Regions from separate parts of the Homo sapiens genome. Here region 1 is linked to region 2. A link is a loop called in an ENCODE intact Hi-C map of the cell type or tissue named here. Cell type or tissue: heart left ventricle. All regions are shown on one strand. Each heading gives the region's core, and the rest is flanking DNA. Links, peaks and the distances in the headings are about the cores only. Region 1 overlaps FRMPD4 (FERM and PDZ domain containing 4). Region 2 has its middle 58 kb from the start of FRMPD4.

Evidence for each region. Peaks named below come from ENCODE experiments on the same cell type or tissue, not always from the same donor. Only the 100,000 strongest peaks of a DNase experiment are listed, where the experiment ranks them.
Region 1: it touches region 2 in a loop (6-fold over the local background); 38 of 110 quality-filtered maps call a loop at or near these places.

What each region holds. Positions count from the first base shown.
Region 1 is chrX:12,692,151-12,701,738 of GRCh38, forward strand. FRMPD4 (FERM and PDZ domain containing 4) reads left to right here. Exons shown (of 17, transcript NM_001368397.1): 9 at 2,185-2,304. Among named protein-coding and RNA genes, the nearest start is that of PRPS2, 94 kb to the right of the region's middle. In heart left ventricle, for the core only: no CTCF peak of the experiment used is centred there; no DNase peak of the experiment used is centred there.
Region 2 is chrX:12,075,551-12,085,138 of GRCh38, forward strand. It overlaps a transcript of FRMPD4 not described here. Among named protein-coding and RNA genes, the nearest start is that of FRMPD4, 58 kb to the right of the region's middle. In heart left ventricle, for the core only: a CTCF peak has its summit at 4,891 (motif pointing right); no DNase peak of the experiment used is centred there.

The DNA of each region.
Region 1 (9,588 bases), core at 2,465-7,464, 620 kb after region 2:
TCTGATGCTAGGTAAACACAACTTCCCGCTCCAGTTACATTTCTTTTAAAATGTTGGAAGGAAATAAACTTCTAATAATCATTCTTTCTTTAACTTTATTTTTCCTTATAGAATCAGAACTAGAAGTGAAGTGCTAAAAATCAAGTGAAGTGCTAAAAATCTCTAGAAAAGAAAACGGATTTAAATATCCTGAAACAAACCAGCTATATGCCTTTGAAATCAATGCATATGAAAAAATCGATTGCTAAAATATTTGTAGGCATGATAAAAGTGGAGAGTAAGAAATTATATTTTTTCCAATAATAAAATCATTTTAAAACATTTAATTTCTATGAAAACCTCCCAATGGAACTTTTAAGCAACTTTACCTGAATTTCTAGTGGTTTGATACTAAACTTCTGCTAGAAAACATTATTTATATACTACTTAAAGTTTCCAAGAAATTGTTTCTGTTTGTTTATTTTAGAAAGTGTTATGGACTGCCATTTCTAATGGCTTGAGGCAACCTTTTTGCATTACGTTAATTCATTTCCCAAAACCAGTGTAACCTTCTGATACTAAAAGTAAACTCAAGATAAGATGGCTTATGGAAAATTCAAGAAAGAAAAGTTGAACCAGTAATTAAAGGAGTCAGAGATATAGTGATTCCTGACTTTCTAACACACCAGGACAAACCTTCTGGCAAAATAGCTCATGAAGTCGCTGTGAAACACAACAGCAAGGCTGGCCAGCACTAGTGGCCTCTTAGTGTCCCCAATTTCTTTATTCCTGGTTTGCTTTACCCTCAGCCAGTGATAAGTAGCCCATAGCCCTCAAGTCTCAGGAATCCACTCGGCTCTGCAGGCCTGCCCACAGCCAGAAAGCTGGTGTGACTACTCAGGATGCCCACATATGTACAAGTAGGGTGTCTTTTTCCATTGGAATTCTTCTGTTCAACAAAGTTAGCGAACTGTAAATACATACACATGCATGCATACACACACCACGGGACTCAATAAAGCTATTTTATTTTAAATTTTTTAATTGCAGCTCACATTTTTGTATTGCCAGATCTGTCCCCTGCATAAGAGTATTACACACAACTGTGTTGGTTCATGCTGCATGGTTTTCATTTTGTTTTGTTGACTCCTTGAAGGGAAATCGATGAGCTCTTGCCTTCTTTCTTAGAGTCCAATGTCTTTCATTCATTCAAGTGTTTATTAAACACCTATTATTATTTATTAATTGATTTCCTTTTGTTGCAAAAGGAATTAAGAAACGAACTTCTAGTATGTGACACATATTATGCTGTATAAAATGAAAACAAACTGAAATGAGCCATGGTCCTTAACCCTGAAGAACCTGTGGTATATTTTAAGCTCCATTGAGCAAGTGGAACAATATCATCATGATATCAGAAGTTTGGAGTAGTTTGAATACTTGTAGAATCTGGTGTACTACATGGGCCAAAACTTCTGTCTTCCTACTTTCCAATGTGATGTCATCTAAGGTTGACACTATCATGTTTTCATTGCAATAGTCAGTCTGGAGTCTAATTTGGAAAAACAAAACAAAACACAGCAATGTTATGCAATAATAAACCATACTGGACAATCTCTCTGCTGTCTCTTTGGATCCCCTTTTTGTACTCCCCAACATAGATTTGGGGTGCTATCACTAACAGCCAGCATCTGCAGATCTTCTTCCAAGGACTGCCCTCAGACTACCGGAGCCCATCGTGTCCAAACCTGGAAACTCACATCCCCTGGGACAGCTCTAAATGAATGACTCATCAGTGCTCCTTTGGCTGAGGTCTCAGCAGCTCTGTGGTATAGCTACCACTCCATGGTCTCCTGCAGGATCAGGCTATAGCTACTCTCTGCTGGGGTTCCCTGAGGAGGCACCCTTGCTTGGCTTCCTCTTCTTTCCTGACCTGCTTCCCCCACTCCCTTACTAGCCTCCCCTGGGAGCACTTTCTTAATAAGTCCCTTGCACACAACCCCTCATCTCAGGGTCTGCTTCTGGGGAACCCAACCTAAGTGGCAAGGTTATGTGTAGTTTTCAGGGAATGAGTATCTATAAATACTAAAAGAATATCCGCTGATTCTTTCCTTAGTGTCCAAAAAAAGTCGACTGCTTCAGTGTCCCTCAGCCATTTCTCAGTCAGCACTGAAGGGTTCTTGTGTGATTGGTCTACTCTTCCAGGTGACACAGAGGCCCAGCTCCCATAAGATGAGATGTCTTTTCCGAATTAGCTTCGTCCCAAAAGATCCAATTGACCTTTTAAGGAGAGATCCAGTTGCTTTCGAGTATCTCTATGTTCAGGTATGTTAAAATTTTGGCATGTTTTATATCAATGTTGTGATATAAACTAACTCTGGGGCTTTGCCCTGAATTCTTTAACTTGAAATCTTTCTTTTTTGTCCCCCACCTCAAGCTCAGTGAATCGTACGATAATTCTATGATGCTCTTTTTATTTTTACGTTTGATTTTGAAATAACATCATACTTCCAAAAAAGTTGCAAGAGTAGTCATCTATACCCTTCACCCAGATTCACCAGTTGTTAACATTTTACCACATTTACTTGCTCTTTAGTATATACACGTTTTCTCTGCCCACACAAATACACATACAAATGTATATAATTTTTTTCTAAACCATATGAAGGTCAATTACCAAAATAATTCTGGTTTACTCCTAAATACTTCAGTGTGTGTTTTCTAATAACAAAGACATTTTCTTATACAATTATTATACAAGTAACAAAATCAGGAAAGTAAACATTGATACATTTCCATTATCTCATCTACAGTTTATATCCATATTATGCCTATTATCCTCAAAATGTCTTTTATATATACATTTTTTCTAGAACAAGATGCACTGCAGGATCCCATTTTGCACTTAGTTGTCATGTCTCTTTAATCTCCTTAAATCTGGAACATTCCTCAGCCCTTTTTTGCCTTTCACGACCTTGATAGTTTTGAGGAGTACTAGTCAGCTATTTTATAGAAATCTCTCAATTTGGGTTTCTCTGATGTTTTCTTATGATTAGATTGATGTCATACATTTTGGGAAGAACAACGCGAGTGACTTTGTGTCCTCAGTGTAACACATCAAGAGGCACATGATGTCAGTTTATCCCTTTAATGGCAAAATGAACTTCGACTCTTGGTTAAGGTGATGTTCTCCGAATTCACCCAAAAGCTACTACTATTCCTTTTGTAATTAAAAAGTAATTTGTGGAGAGTCACTTTGTAACTCTTTTTTTTTTATTTATTTATTTATTTTGAGACGGAATCTTGCTCTTGTCACCCAGGCTGGAGTGCAATGGCATGACCTTGGCTCACTGCAACCTCTGCCTCCCGGGTTCAAGTGATTCTCCTGCCTCAGCCTCCCAAGTAGTTGGGATTACAGGTGCCTGCCACCACGCCCAGCTAATTTTTGTATTTTTAGTAGAGACGGGGTTTTGCCATGTTGGCCAGGCTGGTCTCAAACTCCTGACTTCATGATCCACGCACCTTGGCCTCCCAAAGTGCTGGGATTACAGGCGTGAGCCACCGTGCCCGGCCTGTAACTCTTATTATCTTCTTCATCAAACTCTCACCCACTAGTTTTAGTACTGAATGATGATTTTTTTCTTTTTTTGAGACGGAGTTTCGCTCTTGTTGCCTTGGCTCACCGCAACCTCTGCCTCCTAGGTTCAAAAGATTCTACTGCCTCAGCCTCCCGAGTAGCTGGGATTACAGGCATGCACCACTACTCCAGGCTAATTTTGTATTTTTAGTAGATATGGGGTTTCTCCATGTTGGTCAGGTTGGTCTCGAACTCCCACCCTCAGGTGATCTGCCCACCTCAGTCTCCCAAAGTGCTGGAATTATAGGCGTGAGCCACCGCGCCCAGCCCTAATTGATTATTCTTATCTGAATCCATTATTATAATTGTGGTTGAAAATTATGATTTTTCTAATTTCATTATTGCTTCTGCATTTATTAATTGGTATGATGAGAGTTTTCCCTTCTCCTTTATTTACTTATTTGTTCATTCATTTGATGCTTAAATTATTCTGTAAAATTGTGATATTCATTTTACTGAATTGTTAATTTCAACGTGGTAAAACTTGAAGAGAACAGTCTTTTCCAGACTGATATCTGATTCTGAGCTATAATTCCCCAAAGATGAAAGTTTCCAGGAATGAGTATCTGGTGTAGTTTGTCCCAAAGGGAATTTATCCAAGTTGATATTTATGAGGTGTTCCTATATTTTACTATAACTGCTTCCTATTACTCTCACTTAAATTTCCAATATAATCACATTAAACAGTAAGAACCAACTGACCTAATCCTTAGACAGCTTAGACATCTAGCAGTAGAACTAACTACTCGAAGAGGTTGCAAATCTAAACATAACCTCCCCCTCCCCACTGCCAGAAAGAGAGAAAAAACAAAAATGAAGCAAAAAAAAAAAAAAAAAAAAGACACACTGTCTTTGAGAATATCTGTATAAGGCAAAGATTGCTGGAGCCATATATAAAAGATATAAAGCAAAAATGTAAGAAAAATATAATAAAAAGAAGCATTTGTTAACTCTAGGTAGTTAATAACACTGGTGTTTGCTTTACCATTTCCAATACTTTCCTGTATATTTCAAAACATTTGTAATCTTCAAAAGCTGGGTAGAAAAAAAAGTAGGCGGAAGATGGAAGAGAGACTAGACAAGGTAGGTATCAGAGGTTAAGAATGGTGACATAAATTAAAGTGGCAATAAGCCCTGAAGATCACAGGTTAAGTCAGACAGGAAAGACACAGAACATACAAGAATGTTCTAGCAGATGGGGGCACTCAGGGTGAGGCCAGTCAAATTTTCCCCACCTCAGTGGTCTTTGGAAGACTGTGGTATTTACAGCTCAGTGGGATGATTAATGTTCATGAAGATAACCCTACATCATTGGGAAAAGTCAAGTCCTGTTCAATGAACCCTGTTGACCAAGTAAAGAAATGTGTAGTGTGCTTTAAAATATTTTCCACCCCGAACAACGAAACTGCCACGTTTTGGGTTTTTTAAATGTTAAGCTTTGATCACCTGGACCCCTCACTTGTCAACAATATCTCCTTGTCCCCAGCAGGCGTGACTGCATGAAACAGAGCCTGATTCTCAGCTGATCTGTTACTGCATCTTCCCCATGTCCCTGCTGAAAACCAACCCAGGGCTTTGCTACTGCAGCTCAGATCATGTGCTACATTGTTAGTTGCAAATAAATAGTTATAGGCGCTGGTCAGTAGTCGCTGTAGACAGTGAGTGCATTCAGTGGTTTTTCTCTATAATTATATACTCACCCCATTCACAAGATGGTGCTTTAAAACTATTTTACTCTGCTTCCATTTAAACATCACGAGTCCATTGCATTTATAAAAGAACAATGTGGTTGCATTTGTCTTGGGGAGAGGAGACCTCTTAAGTAGACAAGGAGTACAGCTAAACCCAGTTCTGTTTAAGGTGTGTTTGCACAAATCTAATATAGCTTAGGGAGATCTTTCTTATTCAACAGACACATGTTTTATACATGTGAGACTGTCCTCAGAACACGAAAATGTGTCTGGAAATCTTGCCCAGGGACTAACAGAAAAAGACTGAGGATGTTTCTGCTTTCTTGCCTTGGGTATAAAATAGGCAGTGAATTAGCCACCTCTTCAAGGCATAGCCAGAGGGGGAAAAATAGAAAAACAGGTATGGTAGGCAATAAAGACCAAAATAAAGCAACTGTCATATATCCTCCGCTGAAACAGGAAATCAGAATGTCTTTGCCTCAGACCCTCTTCTTTGAAATGCCTTGTATCACAGAATGCGTGCTACCATAAGTCTAAAATAACATCTAATATAAGTCAACAGATCTGCAAATGGTGTCTGGGTGCCCATGTTGATTTCAAGATACTAAAAAGATGCAATAAAACAAGCCTAGAGAACAAAAGAGTAAGCAGGAGCAACATGTATCACTTTACAAAGATAAAATCAATTTAACTTAGTGGGCTCCTAATGAGGACAGTAGCCATTGACTAGATGAATCATGAAAACAGAAGTTGCAATAGTAATATCTATTAATCTCCTAGTTCTTAATGGTCCATGACATATTTTACAGATTTTAGCATATATATTAACAATAAATGCTAATAGTCCAGATTGTTCAAATTTATCATTACAACGGGCTATACTGACATTTACCTGTCCACTATCTGTTAAGAAAAAGACTGTTATGTCAATTAGCAAATGAGTAAGACCTAAGAGGCTCCAAAATGTTTTCAAATACTATAGTACTATTGGTTTCCTTTTTAAGATCTAACATGTTAGTTATAAATGAACATTCTGGAAGCCTCAAGTGGAGCCTTTTGGGACCTCTATTTAGCAAAACAGATACTACCCATTTGCTTGTATAACTGTATTTTAAGTAATACAGTTGAGAGCAATAAAAGCATGATTAGTACCAAATATATATATATTTGGAATATATATATATGTTCCAAATTTCATTCTCCAGGATCAGTCTGAACTAATTATATCATGTAATTAATCACCTTGTCAAAAAATTCATCCAGAAGCCTAGTTAAATACAGGGTAAAGCAGTGATGGGAAATATGGTCCCAGCTATGACTCTTAGGAGAAGTAATAGTGATGGCTAATCTTTATCAAGTATCTTCCATTTCATGAAACATATTTACAGGTATCATGGCAACCTTGCGAGTTCATTGCTAACTCTCAAGTTAGTTGTTTTTGAGACTTAACCCATTTTTCCGATAAGGAAACTGAGGCTGAAGAGAGATGAAATGCCATGTTCGAGGTCATTTTATTAGAAGTTGACAGAACTTAGAATCAAACCTGGGGCTTTTGTCTCTAAATTCTATGCCCAAATCCTCTTTCAATCCATTATGGCATAGCAGTTGCTGAAGAAAATGATTTATCAAAATGATTTCTCAAAAAATTGATTCCTCACTGTGCCAATGGTTTTCTCACCCCATCCTTTATGGGACTGTATAAAATGACCCTATCTAGGCTCTCAACCCCTTGGAGCTCATGTGGACAACCCTGAGCACTTGGAAATAACTGGTAAACCCAAGACTAGCAAAACAAAATGGCAGCCTGTAATTGCTCTCGGAGGCTGCCTTAAATCAGACCACCCTATCTCCTGTCTCTGGACAGACCCACTTCTGACAAGGGGTGCTGTGCAATCCAAATAGGTTTAAGATTTTAAGGAGAAGCAAAGGTGGAAGATCACATTAGGGATGAACAGGTGAGAGAATGTGACTTCACTCTTAGCAGTGAAGTGATGGGCTGAGAGACATGCACCCATGGCACGTGGATACAGAGCGTGCACGCACGGCACAGCACCGGTGCAGCATGGGTGAGTGTGCACAGTGTAAATATTGTATGCAGAAGCCATCCAGGGGTATATGTTCCTATTTTAGTAAAATCAATATAGGAAGCGGTTATAAATGTGCTTCTGTTGGAAAGGAGGCAAGCAAATCTTGATATAGTTTTTCATTTGAGGCCAAGGGCCCACAGAAGTTTCACTAAAAAATCAAGTCAAAAAAGACAAATGAATTAGAGAAAAGGCATACAAATATATTTAACGTATATCCATGGGAGCCTTCAGAATGAAATCCCAAAGATACAAGGGAAATTGTCCATTTTTATGCTAATGTTCAACAAAGTATGGATAGCCATGTAGAAATAGGATTGGACTAAAAGGGCCTGACCTAATGCTAACGGACTGAATGAAGAAACCTAGCAAGGCCTAGATTCTTCTTGGCCTCTCTGAGCAGCGTTCCTTCCTTCTGGGTGTGGGGCAGGACCCTTTCTGGAATGGGAGTCTTATGACCTACAATCAAACCATGTTGGTCAGATAATTTCTTTATGGCCAGTCTTTACACAGGGCAGAGGGAAAATTAGAGTCATATTTTTAGGTTTTAAGGCTGGCTTTGGGGAAAGGGGGTTCTAGTTTCTATGACCCACCTTGGGGAAGAGGGATTCTAGTTTCTATGGCTAGCCTCCAGGGATAACAGAAATTAAAAAACAGGAGGGCAGGAGAAGGTCAAAGAAATACTTTTGTTTCTGAGGCCTTCATTTTGGGATATTGTTTTTTGAGCTCCAACAAAATATTCTTGGGGCAAGCCAAAGAATAAAGAAAAGGAGGAAATAAGAAAGAAGCTAAATACCATATTTTCTAGCCCAGGAATCCAGTTTCCCATAACAAAAGTAAGTGAACGCACGTGTAGAATATGCCTAAGCAATGCAGCGCTTCCCAGCAGCACTTAGCTCACTGCCTTGTGTCTAAGCAGTAAGTGAGGATACTACTCCAAAGCCAACCTCTGTTCCCATGCAGCACTTTACACTTGATGACACACTCTCAGCCACTCTTCAATTTGATCCCCACAACAAACCCTGTGAGATAGGTGACCTTATTCTACAGATGAACAAACTAAGGCTGAAAGAGGAGGAATGACTCCCAGAAAGTCAGGCACTTGAAAAAGCAGGGCAGTTGCCATTGAAGTGAACAGAGGAGTTCAATAGCTCCCCTTATCCAAGGTACCAATGTGCTGTGATAAAGCACTTGATGTGCACCTCATCTAATCCTCCAGCCACTCCAGTGAGATAGTATGAATCCCGTTTGCACAGATGAGTAAACTGAGGCTGCAAGAGTTAAAGTGAATGGTCTAAAATTACTTACACAGGTAGCCACTGGGAAAGGCAGAACGCCAGAACAGGTGGATATGAGTCCCAAGCCACTGTGCTCACTCACCGTGCTAATTCTGCCTCCCTGCAGCTGCTGTGGCTGATAAGGAGGAGGAGGAGAATGATGTTAGCAGTGACAGTAGTAAACATGTAAGAGGGCTTACACCCTGCCAAGTACGGTTCTAAGAGCTTTTGGGGTTTTGTTTTGGCTTCTTTTTTTTTTTTTTTTTTTTTTTTTGACAAGGTCTTGCTCTTTTGCCAAGGCTGGAATGCAGTGGTGTGATCAAGGCTCACTGCAGCCGCAAACTCTTGGACTCAAGCGATCCTCCTGCTTCAGCCTCCCTAGTAGCTGGGACTACAGGCACACACCACCATGCCCAGCTAATTTTTGTGTTTTTTGTAGAGACTGGATTTCGCCATGTTGCCCAGGCTGGTCTTGAACTCCAGGGCTCACGTAATCCACCCGCCTTGGCCTCCCAAAGTGCTGGGATTCTAAGAACTTTTCATGGTTCACTCATTTAATGGTCACCACAACCCAGTGAAGAGGGAGCAGTATTATCCCCAATTTACAGAAGAGAAAACTGAGGCACAGACAATTAAGAAGGTGCCCAAGTTTGTGCCCCTAATGAAGTGGAGAAACAAGTTTCAAGCCTAAGATTCCAATTCCGGCAGCCTAACTCCAGAAGCCACATTATGCTATCAATGCTGTGTGCATTCAACTGCGGCACCTGTGTTTGGAAATTTCATACCTAAATTCCTAATTGTTTTTACAAAAAGCTAAATATTTAAATAGCAGCTCGTCGATGAATGCTAAATGTTTTGTGTGGTCTCTGTGTTTGCGCTTGCAATTCAATACTGACTCGTTTCCAAGCAGCACGGTGGAG
Region 2 (9,588 bases), core at 2,805-7,804:
TTGGTTGGGTCCTCAGAACCTTGTCTGCGGTACTGCAGTCAGCATGACAGCTGCAGCAGGTGCCCTATGTCTCCTCATTGCCAGCCAACTAGCATTGTGGGAAAGTTAGCTTTCTTGGCCAGAACTAAATGATAATCACGGAGCAGCAAGTCACTTTCCAGACTTTATTTATAACAGCAAATTAGCAGCAAGACAGCCAATGACCACAGTGGTTGCTGAATTAGTTTGCCTGGACTGAACTGGGCTTCCCATGGGTCTTGATAGCAAAGAGCACTGGGAAGTTGAATGTGGAATTACAAAACAAGACATTTCTCACTTCACAAGTCCTCTCCTCTCCCTACCCTTTCCTTAGGAATGTTTTAACCCCCACTTCTGGCCTTTGCTTCATAATAAATATCTCAGAAAATTATTCTATGAATTCTTTTTGAAACTGTTTCTGCCTTTGTTTTGTTGTTGTTGTTTTTGTTGTTTGTTTGCTTGTTTGTTTTGAAACATAGCCATAAGGAATGTTTTTCATTGCTCTCTTTCCTGCCCTGAATGAGGAATAGACACTTGGGGTAGAGAACGAAGAACATTTCTCAGTTCTACTGGAAGTTGGCTGCAGCATATCAAATGCATGAATAAAGCATTTGGTTCTTAAGATAGAGTTATATCTTCACTGACTCCTTTACTCTCTATAGAGTAGCGCCAACTGGTGTTTCCAAATGGCAAGTTAGTAGTCCTTAGATAGGATAATGCTGGTGAAAGCATCAACTGCAGCTTAAACCCTAGCAAAACGTGTGTGTGTGTGTGTGTGTGTGTGTGTGTATGTGTGTGTGTGTGTGGAGAGAGAGAGAGAGCGAGCGAGCATATCCTGACCTGTTGCCAGGGTTTACAGGACAGCCTAGTGTCTTGAGACAGAAATCTTACCTAAAGATTCTAAAAGTTAGCTTTAAATCAAAGTCTATTTGTCAGAAGCAAGAGTGGATGGGAAAGAATACCGCCTGGCAGCTTAAGAGTCCTAGTTGAAAACTACAGATGATCAAATAAATACCTGCTATTCCCACTTTGATCTGGAAAGTTCTGATTTCCCCCTGGTAGCCCATAGAGATCAAGGACCCTCAAAAATCCACAATTGAAGGCACTCTGATTTCCCTTCCTCCACAGAGAGCAGATTTTCTACCACTTTATCTATGCATTGATGACCTTTCCTTAGCCCTTGATGGTAACTGCTTTTGCTTCTAGGAATTCCTTGCTCAAATTCCACAAAACAACTCTATTTTTATTCTCTCCCTCCTCCAAACAGACCTTTTTCTGCATTCTCTTCTCTCTTTCCTAAATCTGCACTCAACCTTGTTCATCATGAATGCCTCCAGACTGGATAATACACCTCAAGTTTGTATTATTTTAATACCATTTCCAAACACTATCCCTGCCTCCAGTTCTTTCATAGTGGCACAGCGTTGCATTTTTCTTCTCAAATTATTTCCTCAGCTCTGCCAGCACCCTTTTCCTCTCATTCTGTTTTTTTTATTAATTCATTTTTCTCATGATTTTACAGGGCTTATGTTTCTTTATATTTCCATCAGAGTTTGAGTCAAATGTTCTTTTGTGTACTTGAATAAATCTTCCACTGGTTATTTACATCATCTGCCTCCTCCATCGCAAATTTACTGTTTCCAGTTATAAGCATTTTTGTTTAGACCCCACATTTGTGTTCTGTTTTGTGTACTTTGAATTGGGACTGTTCTGCTTGTCTTCCCAGTAGGTAGCAATGACAGAATCTTTTTATTTCATCTGACCTCTCTTTGAATCTTGCTCTTGGAACCCTAGATGGAGGGCTGGGCATTACTGCTATTAGACTATATTCAGTCCCTCGGTTCCTAATGGCACAAGGAAGGGAGTGTGGGGCTTTGAGCTGGAAACAGAGAAATCCACCTTCTTGACATTTCCTTCCCGAACTGATGAAACTCGTGCACCAGGGGTATTATGTGTCAGGCCAAGGCATGCCATTTCTAATGGAAAAGCATCTCTCATATTTTCACCCACTTAGGGCTGACCTGTCCACTTTGCAGAGAAAGTGGGTAAGGGTGAAATCTAGAGGCTTTCCAGACTTCTGTTTGTTGACACCGTGTGGAATTTTCTATACATAGTTCTCTTTGATGCACTGCTGCCAGTTGGTCTCTAGATACCATTTTATGCTGTTCCTCGCCCCAAGCATCACCTGCAGACTTCTCTCTCTCTCTCTCTCTCAGGAAGTCCAGCCAATAAAGAAGAGTATTACATGGCTCCACACTTTTCCTTTAGTGCCATAATCACTGCTCCTCCATGGGGTGTTCATTCACTGTTGCTGTATAACAAATTACTGCAATTTTAGTGGCTTAAAGCAACACACATTATTTTACAGTTTCTGTGGCTCATGTTTGAGCACAGCTTAGCTAGGTCCTCTGCTCAAGACCTCACATGCCTGCAATGCTGGTGTCAGCCAGGGCTACAGTCACCTGTAGCCAGACTGGAGAAAGATCTTCCTCCAAGTTCCCTCAGGCCGTTGGGAGAAGTCATCTCCTTGAGGTCGTAGAACCAAAGTCCTTGGTTTCTCACTAGCTGTCAGATGGAGACTGTCTTCAGGTCCTAGATGATTCCCACGGTTTCAAGAAATGTGGCTTATTCCATAGGCAGTTCACAACATGATAGCTCACTTCTTGAAGGCCAGCAGGATAATTTCTCATTCTAGTGTTTTAAGGCGAAGTCTTATATTATGTAATATAATAATGCGAATAGCATCCCAGCAACTTTTCCATTGTCTATTGGTTAGAAGCATCCACACTCAAGGGGAAGGGATTCTACAAGAATGGATTCATTGCAGGTCACCTTGGGGTATGAAGAATGAAACTGGCCATTTCTTCTTAGCAGAGCCTCTCAGAATTTATTGCCTCTCTTCTTGTACCACAAACACCTTCTAAAGACTCTGCAACCCTCTGAATAGGGAACATCAAGTTCTAGATGCAGTACATTTCCACAATCAAGAAAATAATTGTAAAGGTATCTGATTTTACAGTCCATAAGCATTAACGTCAATTTGGTTGGTTTAATTATCAAGTGTCAGATTCCATCCTAAGAAATCACTTAGAAACACAGTACTAATGTCTAGGACAGTATTTCTCAACCTCAACATTATTGACATTTGAATCTGTATAATTCTTTGTGGTGGAGCACTACCCTGCGCATTGTAGGATGTTTAGTAACACCCCTGGCCTCTGCACACCACATACCAGTAGCACTCCTCACCTTTCTGGTTGTATCAACTAAAAATGTCTCCAGACACTGGAAAGTGTCGCTTGGTAAGTGGGGGTGCATAATCAACCTCAATTGAGATCCACTAAGCCAGGGTCTTTCCCCAGGTTTCCATTAAGGAGACAGTGGGCGTCTCTTGATTGCAGTAAAATCCATGCAGTGTAATTTCATGGAAACATAATTAGGGTGAAATTGGTATGAACACAGCTGTGAGTCTCCCACTGCATTACAACTGATGATCTAAGGCAATTGGAAATTTAGAACTGGTTTCAGGCAGCCTACTAGGGTTTAAAGGGTTCCAGTCCTAATTTGGACCATAATTTCTGTATGCTCAGGTCACCTCATCTGTAAAATATGTATATTTTACACATTTCTATAAAATAATGGTAGAATAATGGTATTGTAGCACCAGAAGCCATACTTTTATTTGATTTGAAAAGTTCTCTATGTTTATTGAAATTCTCCACCGCCGCCCCCTCCCCCCACACCAACAATGTACCTAGTAGTTGAAATATCTATTTACCATTGACAGTCTCAGGACATTTAACTAAAAAAGAATGAAGTTTTGCAACTTATATAATTAAACATTAATAAAAACTCAGATGAAAGATACAGTTATTTTAATGAATCTGTACACAAGATCCATTTCCAAAGGTTTATGTCCCCATTTTTACACTTTAAGACTTTATTTTTTAGCCCTTCCAATAATAAAATGTACACAACTGGAAATGAAAGTCCTCAGACACATGTTTGGCAATCTATTAGAAATTGCAATTTGTATAGATGACCCCATAAATCTAAAGTACTGGCACTCATGAAAGATTATTTCCATTTATTTTGTTTCATTATGTAATATTTTTCTCTAAGCCAAGGTAGTATTAGGTCCTGCCAGTGCTATACTCATAACCTGATGATTTCATTTATTTTGTAAACATCTGCAGTCTTAGACCTACCTATTTAAGTCATTCTGCTATTGGCAGCGTTAACTGAAATATATTCTGCAACCAAGGTCTTAAAATAGAGACCTATTAATAATCTATTGCTACAATATAAACTGGCTAAAAACATGAATGTCTCTTTACATTCTAGGCTTTAAATAAAAAGTAAAATTAAGGATACATCTTAATGTGCCATTTGGATCATTAACACATTTGTGTAGAAATTAAGTTTTTACATTTTGAAAATTGTTGCTGAGCCAGTTACTTTTGGAAACTCTTAGAGATCAGATCCTTCTAATCAGTAACACGCTTCTTTCTCTGAGTGCAGATAGAATGAAGAGAGGAGAGGATGATAGCATTATTTGCCAACTCTGTGGCTCTCCACTTTTCCCTCCATAATAAGTTAGCAAATTCTTTTTCTTGCTTTACTTTGATTACCCAGGGATAGATTCACTATTTCTAAGTTTCATACCTAAAATGGTTTTACATTGCAGTCTTGGTTTACACTTGTTTTCCTGGTGTCATTATTTTCAAAATCTTCATTCACTCTCAAAAGCTTTCTGGTTTGGACGATAACATATGTGGTCCTCCTTCTAATCACCTCTTCTTGACAGCCTGGTGAAAAAGTGGTCCATGTTTCTATTTAGGTGGTATCACCACATATGTCCACCAGGGAGTGCTCTTGTTTTTGGCTTACATCCCTCAGCTAGAGGTGGTTTTTCTCCTGGCAAATTTTAAGTGAGGAGAAAAAGCCTGTGGATTTCTGTGAGAAGACATTTAACTAGACACAAAGCTCTCAGTAGAACTTCTAAAACTTGGAAGCAAAAAAATAAAAACACAGTCTACCTTGAAACCATAAGAAAATATCAGCACCTGTAGAAGGAACAGAAGACAGTTATTCCTAGGAGAAAAATAAGAGGAAGCATCTAGGGTTCTAGAAATTATGTATTATGTGATTATCTGGGAATTATAATTCAGAGAGAATTTATGAGCATGTCTCTTTCAGTAGTGATTACAGCTGCTTTTTTAGGTAACTGAAGAAGGTCAATGCAATACTGTCATATGTTTCTTCAGCAACTCTGCTAAACCATGTAAAAGCTGAATTATTTCTTTATAAAGGCATCAATATTGTATTTTATTACCTTCCCCCAAAATGTGCCAGACTTAACTAGTGTGAATTATTTACCTATTTGTTTGCCTTTCCTCCCATTTAAATGGCTGCTTATTTAAAGCTACCTACAGGAAACTTTATCACAGCAAATCTTTCCTTGCTTTTGCAAATTGGTTCTTTTCATGAGCTAAATCACCTAGTACAGAGCACATGACCCAAAGACTAGACTATGGTTTACTACAACCTGCTGCCCAGCAGGAAACCCTGGCCCCTCATATGCTAAGACCACAGAGAATGATAATAAGCGTTCCTTTGTTGCATTTATTTTTATCTTGGTTGTAGATATAACCTGTGTGTTATAATTGGGTTGAGGTTAATGCTGACAACATTTTCCTTCCCTCTAGGCTAATAGTATCTTTCTTTTTTCAACTCACATTTTCCCATAAGCTACACTGTGGGAGGGCTGCCAATATATTTACTTACTTACAGTTTAATATGAGCAAAGCAGTCTTCATCAGGTGATTTTCAGGTCATGGTTTTATCAGTGGTGAACTTGTCATGACTCGATGTTTCTCTTTTTTATGACTTCTTTCTCAGCCATGACTTTGACCATAGAGTCTTACATACTCTATGTACTTAACAGAGAGAAAGGAAGTTTGTAGATCTAGTAACAGGCTGATAAGGAACAACAAGGCTGACTGAAACCTTTCCCACCCTGAATGACACTTAGATCACTGCTTTTAGAATACTAGTTTCTTCTATTTAATTCTTTTGGTATGATTTTAGATTCCAATGGGGAGGGAGAAATATATGGCCATCCACCCTTTCAGGAGTTGTGCTTTTCATGTTTTTATTACCTTTGAAATTCCCTAATGGCACCAAAATTGACAGCTCCTACCTTAGAAAATTTCATCAGTATTCTCTGCTCTGTATGAAATGAATTTCCTCATTCCTATGAAATTTATGATGTGAGGAGTGAGCCACCATAAATATTTTTCCCCTCACTGTGACATTATTCAGACAGTCAGTGAGTTATACTTTTGAAATTATCTGATGTAGCCCGATTGACAATATTTTTAGTTTTCTTTCCTTTCAAGTGTCAAACACAAGTCATTTTCTATAGGAGACTGATAAACTGTTAAAGCAAAATGAGATATTTACCCAAATAAAATTATAATATGAGATGCAATTAATTCCTTGTTTATTGTGTCTTTGAAAATGTCGAATTGTGTTTCTCTGTGGTTGTGTGTATATGTGCATTCTGAAGCACCTTTCTTTTTGCAAAAGGCTTATTGATATGGTTTGGCTGTGTCATGACCCAAATCTCAACTTGAATTGTATCTCCCAGAATTTCCACATGTTGTGGGAAAGACCAGGGGGATGTAATTGAATCATGGGGGCTGGTCTTTCCTGTGCTATTCTCATGATAGTGAATAAGTCTGATGAGATCTGATGGGTTTATCAGGGGTTTCCACTTTTGCTTCTTCCTCATTTTTCTCTTGCTACTACCATGTAAGAAGTGCCTTTTGCCTCTTGCCATGATTCTGAGGCCTCCCCAGCCATGTGGAACTGTAAGTCCAATTAAACCTGTTTTTGTTCCCAGTTTTGGGGATGTCTTTATCAGGAGAATGAAAATGAGCTAATACAGTAAATTGGTACTAGAAGTGGGGTATTGCTGAAAAGATACCCAAAAATGTGGAAGTGACTTTGGAACTGGGTAACAGGCAGAGGTTGGAACAATTTGGAGGGCTCAGAAGAAGACAGGAAAATGTGGAAAAGTTTGGAACCTCCTAGACACTTATTGAATGGCTTTGACAAAAATATTGATAGTGATATGAACAATAAGGTCCAGGATGAGGTGGTCTCAGATGAAGATGAGGAACTTGGGAACTAGAGCAAAGATGACTCTTGCTATGTTTTAGCAAAGAGACTAGCGGCATTTTCCCCCTGCCCTAGAGATTGGTGGAACTTTGAAATTGAGAGAGATGATTTAGGGTATCTGGCAGAAGAAATTTATAAGCAGCAAAGCATTCAAAAGGTAACTTGGGTGCTGTTAAAAGCAATCCATTTTAAAAGGGAAATTGAGCATAAAAATTCAGAAAATTTGCAGCCTGATGATGCAGTAGAAATGAAAAACCCATTTTTTGAGGAGACATTCAAGCTGGCTACAGAAATTTGCATAAGTACCAAGGAGCCTAATGTTAATTCTCAAGACCATGGGGAAAATGTCTCCAGGCCATGTGAGAGACCTTCATGGCATCCCCTCCCATCACAGGCCTGGAGGCCCAGGAGGAAAAAGTGGTTTCATGGGCCAGGCCCAGGGTTCCCATGCTGCGTGCAGCCTAGGGACTTGGTGCCCTGCGTCCCAGCCACTCCAGCCATGGCTGAAAGGGGCTAATGTAGAGCTTGGGATGTGGCTTCAGAGGGTGCAAGCCCCAAGCCTTGGCAGCTTCCATGTGGTGTTGAGCTTGCAGGTACACAGAAGTCAAGAATTGAGGTTTGGGAACCTCCGCCTAGATTTCAGAAGATGTATGGAAATGCCTGGATGCCCAGGCAAAAGTTTGCTGCAGAGGTGGGGGCCCTCATGGAGAACATCTGCTAGGGCAGTGTGGAAGGGAAATGTGGGGTCAGAGCCCCCAAACAGAGTCCCTACTGGGGTACTGCCTAGTGGAGCTATGAGAAGAAGGCCATCATCCTCCAGACCCCAGAATGGTAGATCCACTGGCAGTTTGTACTGTGTGCCTGGAAAAGCCATAGACACTCAATGCCAGCCTGTGAAAGCAGCCAGGAGAGAGGCTGTACCCTGCAAAGCCACAGGGGCGGCTGCCCAAGACCATGGGAACCCACCTCTTGCATCTGAATGACCTGGATGTGAGACCTGGAGTCAAAGGAGATCATTTTGGAGCTTTAAAATTTGACTGTCCCACTGGATTTCAGACTTGCATGAGCCCTGTAACCCCTTTGTTTTGGCGAATTTCTCCCATTTGGAACAGCTGTATGTATCAAATGCCTGTACCCCCATTGTATCTAGGAAGTAACTAGCTTGCTTTTGATTTTACAGGCTCATAGGTGGAAGGGACTTGCCTTGTCTCAGATGAGACTTTGGACTGTCAACTTTTAGTTAATGCTGAAATGAGTTAAGACTTTGGGGGACTGTTGGGAAGGCGTGATTGCTTTTGAAATGTAAGGACATGAGATTTGGAGGGGCCAGGGGGCAGAATGATATGGTTTGGCTGTGTCCCCACCCAAATCTCAACTTGAATTGTATCTCCCAAAATTCTCATGTGTTATGGGAGGGACCCAGTGGGGGGGGGGGTAATTGAATCATGGGGGCTGGTCTTTCCTGTGCTATTCTCATGATAATGAATAACTCTCACAAGATCTGATGGGTTTATCAGGGGTTTCCGCTTTTGCTTCTTCCTAATTTTTCTCTTGCTGCCACCATGTAAGAAGTGCCTTTTGCCTCCTGCCATGATTCTGAGGCCTCCCCAGCCATGTGGAACTGTAAGTCCGATTAAACCTCTTTTTATTCCCAGTTTTGGGTATGTCTTTGTCAGCAATGTGAAAAAAAAACTAATACACTTATATTTCAGAATGAGTAAACAGATGGAATATTCAAATAATTTGGGTGCTCTGTAGGAGTGATGGAGAATTTCTGATGTTAGTATTAAGAATCTTATTTCTGATTATCAAAATAAAGCCAAAATCTTTGGTGGGTCATTATTTAAAATAATGAACATTTTCCAACATAGTAGGACAACAAATAAGCATGGATTTTGAAATTTCTTGCCTCTTCTCTGTGAATAAAAGCAGAATGGTATAATTGATAATTAAAAGCATCTTCTTACATAGGAAAATTCCAGAAGAAAGAAGCCACATTGGTTGGAAGCTTTGGAAAGACCAATTACTTAAGAGCGAGATCCCCTTGTGTATGGAAGATTTGATGGCACATGGATTTGGACAGGAGAATATGCACATTGACGACATAAAAGCCTTCAGACAAACTCTAATGTGACATTTTAAATTTTGGTAGAGCGAGAAAAGTGTTGGGGAAAAGACAGTTGTTTGGATATCATCAGGGGATCAGAAATAATGGAAGAATAGAAAATAAAAAACAGCATGGATAAAATGCCTATAGTCTCAACCCAGTATATTTAAAACTCAGTGCTGGGAATAAAAGAAATCACAAGATAGATACTAATCTCAATTAAACAATTAACTCTCATAATGGTGTTTACTAATGCCCCATAATAGCAGATATACCAC